Linked DNA regions of Mus musculus: region 2 is linked to region 1. A link is a loop called in an ENCODE intact Hi-C map of the cell type or tissue named here. Cell type or tissue: gastrocnemius. All regions are shown on one strand. Each heading gives the region's core, and the rest is flanking DNA. Links, peaks and the distances in the headings are about the cores only.

Region 1 (2,818 bases), core at 18-2,517:
ATGGGCGGCCCCTCTTTATAAGTACAGACTCTTAGTAAACTTTGGGGCCTTGAACAGAAACATGTCTTGGCCTCCATTATTTCTCTCACAGTTCTTTCCCATACAACTCCGGCCTCCCACTCAGGAACCCAGTTAGTGTGGCCACAGGCGGCTACAGTTTGTTTTTATGCAGATTATTTAGTGACTAGAACCAAAATCTGAACAGGGAACCCAGGGCAAGTAGAACTCCCCACCAAATAATTTCTCTCTTCTCCTCTTTCGGAGAGAGTAAGAGCCACAGTCTCTTTGCTTTGTAGCTTTGCCTATAAGGTTAGTGAAATACTTTGCACAACACAGTCCCTAGGTTAATAATTGATCTAACTGGGGTAAAAGCCATGTGCCTTTGCCACGATGCATTTTTTTTCCTTTTTGCAAAAGACTTAATTATTGCACTGATAATGTCACTCAATGCTGTGTCAGCAGATCATTCTAGAACGTAAGCATATTGCTCACAGTACTTGAGGCAGCAAAGGATAATCTTCTCTGCGCTGATAATAGTATAACCTCTCTGATAGAACTTTTAAGAAAAAAGAAAAGGGACCAAAGAGACAAGATCACACTTGGACACTGTTTGAAACAGATTGTATACATCTCAAAACTGAGACCATTCATGTGGGCTCCCCTGCACCCCTCCCAGGGCTGGAGATTGAATCCAGGCCCTGGAGAATGCTAGGCAAGACCTGGAGAGAAGGTTCCGCAGTTAAAAACACTGACTGCTCTTCCAGACAGAGTACCTGGAATTCAAGTCCCAGCATCTACATAGCAGCTCACAACTGTCTGTTAACTCCAGTTCTAGATCAGGCAGCAATAGATTCACACACACACACACACACACACACACACACACACGCACGCGCGCACACACATTCCCAAAGACACACACAAGTAAAACACTCAATGCACATAAAAATAAATAAATCATTAAAAAATGGGAAAAAATAAAATAAATCTTTTAAAAAATGAGAGAAAAGAAAAGTGAATGCTAGGCATACACTGGTGATAGGAGCATTTTTAAGTGAGTTTTTAATCAAACTATAGAGACACTCAAAAGAGCACAGTATAGGCTGGACATGCTGGCACAAGCATTTAGTCCCAGCACATAGGAGGGAGAGGCAGGTGAAAGTCAGTGAGTTTGAGGCCAGCCTGGTCTTCAGAGTGAATTTCAGGACAGTCAGGACTATACAGAGAAACCCTGTCTCTAAAAGCCAAAAAAAAAAAAAAAAAAAAAAAAAAAAAAAGGATAAAAAAATAAATTGAGTAAATGAACAAGCAAATAAATAAGTAAGTAAATAAATACATAATAAAATACTGAGCGAATTAAAGGTCAAACCCAGCCAGGGCTACAGAAAAAGATTGAATCTTAATAAACAAAAAAACAAAACTCAGGGGGTGGAGAGACTGCTCTACAGTTAAGAGCACTGATTGCTCTTCCAGAGGTTCTGAGTTCAATTCCCAGAAACCACATGGTGGCTCTCAACCATCTGTAATGGGATCTGATGCCCTCTTCTGGTGTACTTGAGGACAGCGGCAGTGTACTCACATACATAAAGTAAACAAAATCTTAAAAAATAAGCCAGGCACAGTGGCACACACCTTTAATCCCAGCACTCGGGAGGCAGAGACAGGCAGATTTCTGAGTTCGAGGCCAGTCTGGTCTACAGAGTAAGTTCCAGGACAGCCAGGGCTATACAGAGAAACCCTGTCTCAAAAAAACCAAAACAAAACAAAGAAGCCAAACAAAACTCAGATCATTCTTAAGAAACAAAACAAAACTCAGATCATTCTTACTCAACTTGCTGAATTCATAATTATGAATTATGAATTCATAAAGTTCAGAGACATGAAGCAGAATGCCACCTCTAGCCTGCTGATCCCCACATATCCCAGTCACACACTCCTAAGCAGCCTTCTTCCTCCTCTTCCTTCTCATGGAGTATGCTCTGGAGGCCCTTTGCCCTGAGCTACAGTGTGTGTGTGTGTGTGTGTGTGTGTGTGTGTGTGTGTGTGTGTGTGTTTGAGACTGGGTCTCTCTACATAGCTCTGGCTGTACTGAAAATTATTATGTAGGTCAGGCTAGACTTGAACACACAGAGATCTGCCTGCCTCTGTCTCCCAAGTGTTGGGATGAAGGTGTGTGCCACCATGCCTTGCCTTTTTTATTATTTTATGTGCACCCCTCTTCCTACACACACAGTGAACCTGAGACCTCTATAAGAACAAGTGCTCTTAACCACTGAGCCAATTCACCAGTCCTATGTTTTTTGTTTTGTTTTATTTTTATTTTATTTATTTATTTATTTTTTTGGTTTGGTTTTTCGAGACAGGGTTTCTCTGTATAGCCCTGGCTGTCCTGGAACTCACTCTGTAGACTAGGCTGGCCTGAACTCAGAAATCTGCCCGCCTCTGCCTCCCGAGGGCTGGGATGAAAGGCGTGCACCACCGCGCCCGGCTTATTTTTTTTTAATCTATTTTTTTTTAAGATTTTTTTTTGAGTATCAAAAAAGTTTATTTAGCAAACAGTATTATATGAGAATGTCCATGACCTAATTCTAGATCACAATCAAACAGGCCTTTGGGGAGGGATGTGTACACACTGCTGAACACTGGTCAGACTCTTTCCAAGGATTCTAACATGATACTGTTTCCTCGGATGACCACCATCCCGATGTTGTGCTGCTGCCCACTGGCTGCCATCTCCACACACTCATCAATCACAGACTCATAACTGGATCAAAGCCCCGAAGCATTCCTTAGATATGTCTGCCATTGTTGTTTAACT
Region 2 (2,818 bases), core at 256-2,755, 53 kb before region 1:
AAAAAAAAAAAAAAAAGATTCCTTCTCATGGGCAGTACATGTCAAGGGACACATTCCAGGGCAGAGATGTGTAGGTGTTGGGGGGTACGTGTCAGAGCATACATGTGAGGACAGAGAACAAGTTCCAGGACTTGATTGTCTCAGCAAATGGATCCTGAGATTTAGCTCAGAATACCAGGCAACAAGCACCTCTACCTTCTGATCTCTCTGCAGCCCTTCTGGGTTTTCCCTTCTTTTTTCTCTTTTTTCTCCCTCATTCCCACTCTTTTTCAGATATACATGACACAGTACTTAGTAACTGTATGTGGACCTTGATCTGGGTTTTCGGGGAGCAGGGTGGGTTTGTTTTGCTATTTTGAGATAGGTTCTCATGGAATGGAACTCAGGCTGGCCTCAAATTCACTGTGTAGTTGAGGATGGCTTTGAACTCCCCTCAGCTCCCTGTTCTGTGATTCCAAGCACACCCTACCATGCCTGGCTGCACTTGAAATGTATGCTTAAATAATATTAAATTGAAGATTGCAGCTCTTTGTCTTTAAGGAGATTACAATTCAGTTAGAAAGTCCTGAGAATACAGGTGAGGCCCTTAGGGGAAAGTGCAAAAAGACACTTAAAGGGTGTGGCCTTTAGAGACTGCTAGGAATGAAGGATAGGAGGGATTCTCTGAAAAGAGACACAAAGGATGCATGCTTTTGATTTGATGGAAATAGCCTGTATCTTCATTGTAATGATGGCTAGTTATATAACTATACACACTTGTCAAAGCCCAGGTCACTTGGGTTTGAGTCCCAACATCGCCAAAAGAACTCACAGTCCTATACATTTAAAAAAATAAATAAATAAATTAGGACCAGCAAGATGGCTCATGGCACTTGGCATGAAAGCCTGGCAAACTGAGTTTGTTCCCCAAACCATCTAAACGTGGAAAGAGAGATTTGGCTCCTCAGAGTTGACCTCTGGCTGCCACAGGTGTGCTGTGATATATACATATGCACACACACACCACCACAACAATAACCACAACAAGATTTCATTAAAAACTAAAGTTGTAATTTACTTATATATAAATTGTATGCTACTGCATAGCACTACCCTCAGAGCAAACCAGCAGCCATCTCTATGCTTCAGCTATGCCTGTTTGCAAAAGGTCATCCCAACTGGACTTCTCCATTGTCTGACCTTCCTTCATGAATGGAAGGGGTGGAAGGGCCATGGGACTCCAGCCTAAGTGTCCAGTATCCAGACACTCTCCACCTACTTGTATGAAATTTTGCCCTAATTGCATGTTGCCTGGTGATCTCAGGGAGGGCCTAAAGTGTATGTGAAGACTAAGGTAGGGGGCTCCATCCATGTGGCTAGTGGGGAGTCACCATCCCTGCTAGGTAAAGACTTTGCAGTGCAGCTTTGTATCTACCTTCCTGTCAGTAACCACCCCTATGCTCAGTGTGTACGTCCAGTATAGGATTGAGCTCCTTGTCCTTGGGATCTTAGCAAGGGAGCGGGGTGGACATTTCCCAACAGGAGAAAATTCTTGTAATATAGCTCAGTTGTCAATTATAAATCAGGCATTTAGAAAATGGTAAGAACTACGTGAAGTTATAGAGGAAAATGGTTTTGGTATTTTCAGCTAGATCACTGGTATGAACAAGGTCAGAAGAAAGAAAAAAGAGTGAAATTTTGATCAGCAGAAATTGGAGAGAAGAAGCCACTTAACTTGGAACGTGCCCATTGAGTTAAAGATTACTAGTCCAAGTTCTTGAGGAGCTAAGATAAGAGATGCCTGGGCTTAGGTGAGGTCATGAGGAGCCCCTGCCTACTGCGAAGCTTAGACTAGTCAGCGACAAGCAGAGCAGCACTCAGAGGAGTGTGAGGTGCAGAGCTAACTGTGGAACTGTTAAAGAGACGCCTATGGTAAGAGCATGTCTGTCCAGTCCAGAGGAATCTACCAGGAACAGAGAGGAGGAAAGATTCCTAAAGGAGATGAAATCTGCCAGTTTGCAGGGAAGGGTAGAGCTAAAAATAACAAAAATATCCAGCTCACCTGCCAACAGGGTGCAAGGCCCCAGCAAAGTGAGAGAACAGAACGAAATGGAGTAGAGAAGGAAGGCTCTGTGCTGTGAGGACAGACCGAGCTGGCTGCTGTGGATTCCACACATGCACACATGCACACACGCACACCCTGGGTGCTAGAGATGAGACTCAATGGGAGAGAAAGCTCTTACTAGCTTGTGCAAGGCCCTGCTCAATGCCCCTCACATACCCCCCAGAGAAAGCCTGCCAAAATAGAAATCTGTCAAAGGGGAACAAAGCTAGACTTGGGCTTTGGAACTCACCTTCCAGGCAACATGAGGCAGGAAATGCTTTAAAGCTAAGCGATGGTCTTGGGAAAGACTGTGGAACTAGAGTTGGCCCATTTAACTGGGCCAAATGAGTTTGTTCATCCAGCTTTATTTAGAGGAAAAACAAACACTACTACTACTACTACTACTACTACTACTACTACTACTACTACTGATAAATTATTTCTCTGTCAGTGAAATGAGCCAATACAAGCCAGATTAGATTATATTAAATGCAGGTTTATTGGAAAGCTGCTCTCAGGTGAGTTCTCAGCCCACCAAGGAAGCGGGCCAGGTAAGTCACCATGGGAAGAGAGAGAGGAAAGGGGAAAAAGAAAGAAAGAAAGAACACATGTGCAAAGAGAGAAGGAGGGATAGAGAAAGAGGAAGAGAGAAGAGACCAAAATATCTGTGTTATATAGGGATAGGGAGGAGCCTCTGAGGGAAGGGCAGCCCAGCCCTGGGCTGGAAAGTTCAAG

Evidence for each region. Hi-C counts contacts between places; a loop is a spot of excess contacts. Peaks named below come from ENCODE experiments on the same cell type or tissue, not always from the same donor. Only the 100,000 strongest peaks of a DNase experiment are listed, where the experiment ranks them.
Region 2: a loop joins it to region 1, with 2.4 times the contacts of the local background. A loop is called at or near these places in 18 of 42 quality-filtered maps.

Annotation. Positions count from the first base shown.
Region 1 is chr11:20,142,619-20,145,436 of GRCm38, reverse strand. Gm12031 (a long non-coding RNA gene) reads left to right here. Exons shown (of 4, transcript XR_872276.2): 4 at 1-40. It also overlaps the pseudogene Gm12030. Among named protein-coding and RNA genes, the nearest start is that of Actr2, 31 kb to the right of the region's middle. In gastrocnemius, for the core only: a CTCF peak has its summit at 1,538 (motif pointing left); no DNase peak of the experiment used is centred there.
Region 2 is chr11:20,195,937-20,198,754 of GRCm38, reverse strand. No RefSeq gene overlaps it. Among named protein-coding and RNA genes, the nearest start is that of Rab1a, 4.1 kb to the left of the region's middle. In gastrocnemius, for the core only: no CTCF peak of the experiment used is centred there; no DNase peak of the experiment used is centred there; H3K27ac peaks cover 798 bases.